Linked DNA regions of Homo sapiens: region 1 is linked to region 2. A link is a contact called in ENCODE POLR2A ChIA-PET data. All regions are on one chromosome and are shown on one strand. The core of a region is the stretch at or near the end of the contact, and the rest is flanking DNA. Distances in the headings are between cores, read along the strand shown.

The links. ChIA-PET counts read pairs that join two places held with the same protein, here RNA polymerase II (POLR2A).
Region 1: POLR2A ChIA-PET joins it to region 2 with 14 read pairs in IMR-90. The contact joins the enhancer-like site here to the promoter of OCM in region 2. POLR2A ChIA-PET finds 5 or more read pairs at or near these places in 3 of 52 experiments (AG04450, IMR-90 and T-cell).

Annotation. Positions count from the first base shown.
Region 1 is chr7:6,392,245-6,395,516 of GRCh38, forward strand. The region is part of intron 3 of RAC1 (Rac family small GTPase 1); the gene reads left to right. Among named protein-coding and RNA genes, the nearest start is that of RAC1, 19 kb to the left of the region's middle. RefSeq lists an enhancer at 1,073-1,322. Within about 2 kb of position 1,252, at least 30 of the 41 ENCODE cell types and tissues checked have a DNase peak (open chromatin) inside an H3K27ac peak, as active enhancers do; they include IMR-90, where a contact is called at or near this core.
Region 2 is chr7:5,879,548-5,882,843 of GRCh38, forward strand. OCM (oncomodulin) reads left to right here and starts at 1,251. Exons shown (of 4, transcript NM_001097622.2): 1 at 1,251-1,403; 2 at 2,946-3,078. The coding sequence starts at 1,343.

The DNA.
Region 1 (3,272 bases), core at 2-2,501, 510 kb after region 2:
CCATTGTTGGGCATTTTACAGTCTTCCATTTAGCTTTAGAATAACCGTATGAAAGAGCTACTTTTTGTTTTTGCAAACCAGTTTTTAACACCAATTAGTTTGAAGGCAGGTTTGCTGTGTGACATTTTTGTACCACAGAATCAAATTAGGCAGTTAAGATTCAGGTTTCTTTAAACCAAGTTAGTAACTAATCTCACAGGTTTAATACATTTTTTCCCACAAAATACATAATTTGTATGGATTTTGTGAACCATACAATAGAACCTAAATTTATTCAATGTAGATTGAAGTTTTGGTTTTGTAAAATGTATCCACTGTGTCTAATCAGAAAAAAAAGTTTACTTTTGCTTCTGTATCAGACAACTAAGTGATTTATTTACCAAAGCTAATTAGAGCAGTAGCTGGTGAAAATGGGTACTTAGAAGACATTGTTGTCATTAAAAGTTACTTTTCTTTAAGCAGCGGTTTTACTTGTGTATCATTTGCTTATCTTGTTACATGTTTGTTCTTCATTTTTAAAAGTATCTTTGGAAGCAAAAGTTAAATATGCTTGAGATTCCTTGGGTTGATAACCTGTGTGCATGTCCTAGCTCTGTGACTTCAGGCAGGCTTCATCCTCTCTCCAGTCTTTGCCTGTTTCCTTGTAGGGTGAGATGAGTACGTGTCACGCACGCATAACAGTCCTGGGCACATAGCACACACTGTGGGGCCAGCCGCTGTCAGAATTCTCCTGTTCCTCAGTGTGCGGGTGGGTCGGCCTAAAGAGTGCTGCTTTCCACGTTGTGCCCAAATGAGTGGAAGTTGTGTGGTGCTCAGCACACCTGGGTTGGCCGGAGGGATTGGGGTTGGGGTTGGGTTGAGGTCAGGAAGACATCCTAGAGAAAGGCTGGCTTTGAGCCCTGATTGATGATGAGGCAGCCTGTGATTGATTCAACCAGTACTTCGTTGTAGGGGGTAATATGGGTGAAATAACTTAGTGGTTAAGTCTGCTGTATTAAAAATCAGTCTATAATCCCCAGACAATTCAAATTCTTCAGTATCTTAGGAAACTCTTCTATACCCAGTGGATGTTTAATAATTCAGATTGTAAATGGATTTAAAAACATACTGGCTGGTAGAGTAGGAGACTTCAGCCCACTGGACACATGTGGAAGGGTGTGGTGTCATTCTGAGAAACAAGAGCCACCCTGCTGTGACTCAGGGGGTACCGGGCAGGGTGAGGCCTCTCTAAGGAAGGCCTCACAGTAAGTCAAGGGTGACTTGGCAGGAGTCCCACTTTGTGTTCTGAGGAACACACAGATAAGGAAAGAGAACTCTCCTCAGCTTGAACAAAGCTGTAGAGTGTGACGCCTGGTATCAAAGTAGGTGTTGTCCTCATAGGGCTAGAACTTAAACTTCATGTTTCCTCTGTGTGAGACTGTGGACTGCTTTCCTATAAAATATTTGAGGAGCAAGGAGGGAGTGGGACATGGTTCTTGCCCTCAGGTAGTTCACAGAAAAGTCCCATAAACTGTGTAAGACACCCTGTGCTAGCAAGGGGGTGAGCCGGGCGCTTAAGGAGCAAGAGGGGCGAGCACCCACCCAGCAGTGGAAGCATTCCTGTCTGGACTCCTTCAGAGATAAGGAAATTATCTTGACAACTCAGGGGCAGGCCACAGATGCTCAGATACCAGTGTCTGGAAGGTCTCATCCCTTTGAGCCACACTGTCCTAAGAAGAACTGGATCTGGTAGTAACATGCTGGCACCTGGGTCTCTTGTTGATAAAGGGGAAACCTCTAAATTTTGTACTACATGGAATGTGGTCCCTGATTGCTGGCTCTGTGGTCTGCAGACCTGTTGATGTAGCTCATCCAAGACTGCTTAGACACTCTCCTGAAGGACCAGTTGGAAGATTTCTTATCTAGGGTGTCCTAAAAAGAGATGTTACATTTCTTGTGGTCATTTAACATTGGCATCCTCTCTATTGGGCAGCTCTGTCGGGCTAAGTCTGTTCAGACCATTCATTTCTTCTTCGTTCTCCAAAAGATGGTGAGCAGGTAGTCGCCATTCTTAGTTGAAATTGCCCTTCAGGTTTTTATTTCCCGAATTACGTAATCCTTACATTATTTTCTCTTGAAAATCTTTGCTAAGTTCTGCATACTCATCTTCAGTTGCTATGCACAGAATCAAGTCTTGTCAGAGTAACGCTCAAGTCCAGCATCTTCCCTTGTGTAGATCACCTGTATTTATTTGCCTGCTTGTACCAGCATTGGTGGTGTGAGTGGGAGCCTAAGTGACCTGTCAGTGTCACAGCGAGTCCTGAGCCCTGTGTGTGTCCTGAGACTCAGGCTGTGCAGCGGGTTCGCTGAGATGCTGAGCCTCCATGTTGGGGTCAGCCAGGACCCCAGTGCGTCATGCCAGTTGTTTCATTTTCTCTCTAGGCTAAAAGTTGTTGTTGTTGTTGTTGTTGTTTGAGACAGAGTTTCGCTCTTGTTGCCCAGGCTGGAGTGCAATGGTGTGATCTTGGCTCACTGCAACCTCCGCTTCCCAGGTTCAAGTGACTTTCCCGCCCTAGTCTCTCAAGTAGCTGGGACTACAGGCATGTGCTACCATGCCTGGCTAATTTTGTTTTGTATTTTATTTTTTTTGAGACGGAGTCTTGCTCTGTCGCCCAGGCTGGAGTGCAATGGTGCGATCTTGGCTCACTGCAAGCTTCACCTCCTGGGTTCACGCCATTCTCCTGCCTCAGCCTCCCAAGTAGCTGGGACTACAGGCGCCCGCCACCACACCTGACTAATTTTTTATATTTTTAGTAGAGACGGGGTTTCACCATGTTAGCCAGGATGGTCTTGATCTCCTGAGCTTGTGATCCGCCCGCCTTGGCCTCCCCAAGTGCTGGGATTACAAATTTTGTATTTTTAGTAGAGACGGGGGTTTCTCCACTTTGGTCAGGCTGGTCTCCAACTCCTGACCTCAGGTGATCCGCCTGCCTCTGCCTCCCAAAGTGCTGGGATTACAGGCGTGAGCCACTACGCCTGGCCAGTGCTAGAGGTTTTAAAGTGGTGGGCTAGACTCCTGTGATGGTAGATAAAAAGAAAAACTGTGGTGTTCAGCTTGGCAGTTTTGAGTTTCAAAAGGCCTCAGCTTTTGTGAGGTTGGCTGTTACAAGTGCAGCCAGAGAGCACCAGGCACACACATGTGGTTCCGCAGAACTAGAGTTGTTACTCTTCGCCGCGAGGGAAACACGCACCTGGGGACTGTGGGAATTCGGCCCTCACTCTTACTGGCCGGG
Region 2 (3,296 bases), core at 1-2,500:
TTCAGCTTACAGAGCACCCTGTATGTGTTTGTCTTAGTTCAGGCCACCATCTCCACCTTACCAGGCATCTAGAACCTTCTCCACACTTTGCCAACAGGGTTCGTTTGCAGAATTGAAATCTTAGTTAAGGTTTGTTGAAGTTTGTTGTTGTTTTTTTTTTTTTTTTACAATTGGCTGTTCCCACCCACATTCCCTTGAGACATAAATAGAAAAAAAAAAAAAAAGAGGTTTCATGAGTAAGACAAGACATTTGAGCTGCATCCACTTGATCCTTGAAAAGGAAATCTAAGAGGTTGTAACTATCACTTTTTCTAGCCTATATAAGGTAGGTCAGTAAGGTAGCAAAAACACATCTGTTGTTTTGCTCCTTCAACTCTTTTTCCTGATTCTTCCTGGGGGGAAACCGAAAACGGTGAGTAACTGGTGGACACATCAGACCCCAGACTCTTTTCTTCACTGCATGCATTCATATTAGGCTCAGGTGCTTAGACTCCTGTTTTCCGGTGGCTCTGACACCTGGAAGGATTTTAATCTCTGGGAGATGGGCTTTTCATCCATCTGCTTCCCACCTTTCAGGACAGGTGCATGCCTTCTTCCACAGAATGTCTGCAAGCAGCCCAAACTGTATCCTTTCCCACGTGGAATTTGCAACATTGCATCTCTCGGGCTGCTGTAGGAAAATGCCAGTGCATGTGTAACATGGTTTACGGCTGCCTATGCAAATGACTGATTATGTCAGTATAATTTTTATAAGAAAACAATTGAATCCTTCTTTGGGTCATTTTTTTTTTCCATTTTTGGCATGTATTCAAAAGAAGGCTCTGAGACAAAAAAGGCTGGGGTGTTTTCCGTATCTGGTTTTAATTTGGATATTCTGTCCCGTCACTTAATACAAAACCATGCTTATCACATTTTAAAAATTCTAGACAGGCCTGGCTCGGTGGCTTGCATCTGTCATCCCAGCACTTTGTGAGGCCAAGGCAGGCAGATCACCTGAGGTCAGGAGCTCAAGACCAGCCTGGCCAACATGGCAAAACCCCGTCTCTACTAAAAACACAAAAATTAGCCAGGCATGGTAGTGCGCACCTGTAATCCCAGCTACTGGGAAGGCTTAGGCAGGAGAATCACTTGAGCCCAGGAGGCGGAGGTTGCGGTGAGCCGAGATCACGCTCTTGCACTCCAGCCTGGGTGACAGAGTGAGACTCCGTCTTAATTTAAAAAAAAAAATAATCTAGACACACATACAGTTTCAGTGGGCCTGGGAAGATGTGTTTCCCCTGGATGTGCACATTCCTGTTTGTGGCTTATCGCCTCTCATTTATTCTGTGTGAGTAGGTAGAAAATGAGCATCACGGACGTGCTCAGTGCTGACGACATTGCAGCAGCGCTCCAGGAATGCCGAGGTAGAGGGGACGTGAGGCGGGGGTGGGATTTCCTCACAGCTTTGCACCTCCAGCGAGTCAACACAAAATCAAAATGTAGGCCAGGCGGCCAGACGCAGTGGCTCACACCTGTAATCCCAGCACTTTGGGAGGCCGAGGCGGGTGGATCACGAGGTCAGGAGTTCGAGACCAGCCTGGCCAAGATGGTGAAACCCCATCTCTACTAAAAATACAAAAAAATTAACCGGGCGTGGTGGTGGGTGCCTGTAATCCCAGCTACTCGGGAGGCTGAGGCAGAGAATTGCTTGAACCCGGGAGGCAGAAGTTGCAGTGAGCTGAGATCATGCCACTGCACTCCAGCCTGGGCAACAGAGCAAGACTCTGTCTACAAAAAAAAAAAAAAAAAGTAGACCAGGCATGGTGGCTCACATCTGTAATCCCAACACTTTTTGGAGGCCAAGGTGAGAGGACTGTTTGAGCCCAGGAGTTTGAGACCAGCCTGGGCAACATAGGAAGACTCCATCTCTACAACATAACAATAAAAATAAAAACTAGCGGGGCATGGTGGCATGTGCCTGTGGTCCCAGCTACTCTGGAAACTAAGGTAGGAGGATCACTGAAGCCCAGGAGGTTGAGGCTGTGGTGAGCTATGATCGCTACACTGCACTCCAGCTTGGACGACAGAGTGAGACTCTGGCTCTAAATAAATAAATAAATAAATAAATAAGAGGTTGGCTGGAAAATTCATGGAATCAGAGAAGAAAACTGCTATTTATTAGATAACTAAAATTATAGAGATCTGGGATCTGAGCACACGATTACACATCTGTAAGACAAAAGAAACCTACTAAACATGAAAGCAAGACATCACTGAAAGGCCAGGTGTCGTGCTCACACCTGTAATCCCAACACTTTGGGAGGCCGAGGCCGGTGCATCACTTGAGGTCAGGAGTTCAAGACCAACCTGGCCAGCATGGCAAAACCCTGTCTCTATTAAAAATACAAAAATGAGCTGGGCATGGGGGTGCACACCTGTAATCTCAGCTACTTGGGAGGCTGAAGCAGGAGAATCAGTTGAACCCGGGAGGCAGAGGTTGCAGTGAGCCGAGATCACGCCACTGCACTCCAGCCTGGTGACAGAGTGAGACTCTGTCTCAAAAAAAAAAAAAAAAAAAAAAAAAAAAAAAAAAGCGCCAAAGGCCATTTAGCCTGTTGAAATCCAGTGATTGCATTTCCCCCTACCAATTAGACCAGGGATGCTGGGGGCTCAGCCACACAGCCTGTAAAGTGGGCCAGGGGGAGGGGGAGGCACAGAAGAGATGAGGAGGGAAAAGGAAAATGGACAAAACCAAGTGGAGGAGGGAAGACTGGGGCGGAGGGGACATGGGATGCCATCACAGAGCCATCAAGTCTTGGCTGTCCCAAAATCTTGGACCAGTTGAGCATCCCCGTAGCTCAGGGATATTGTTGAAGTGTTTTTAATTATCTGTGTTTTTAGTACCTTGGCCCCAACATAGAATGTGATCCAACAAGCGTCAGAATAACCAATTCTCTGTTCTTCAGACCCAGACACTTTTGAACCCCAAAAATTCTTCCAGACATCAGGCCTCTCCAAGATGTCAGCCAATCAGGTGAAGGATGTTTTCCGGTTCATAGACAACGACCAGAGCGGGTACCTGGATGAAGAAGAGCTTAAGTAAGCTTTGTCCTGAGTCTGTCTGGTACCCGGCACTGCTGAGTGGGCCTGGGGTGCAGTGGGGGCCAGGTTGCTCAGTATTTCTTCAATGGCCAGCCTTGGTGTTGGTCATTCGGCCAAGCATCATTAAAGCAAAGGACATGAGTCAGTTGACCGCACATCTACCCATGCAAAGCCCTCAATATGGGCAGAGAAGACTGCAGGTGCAAAGATTCTTT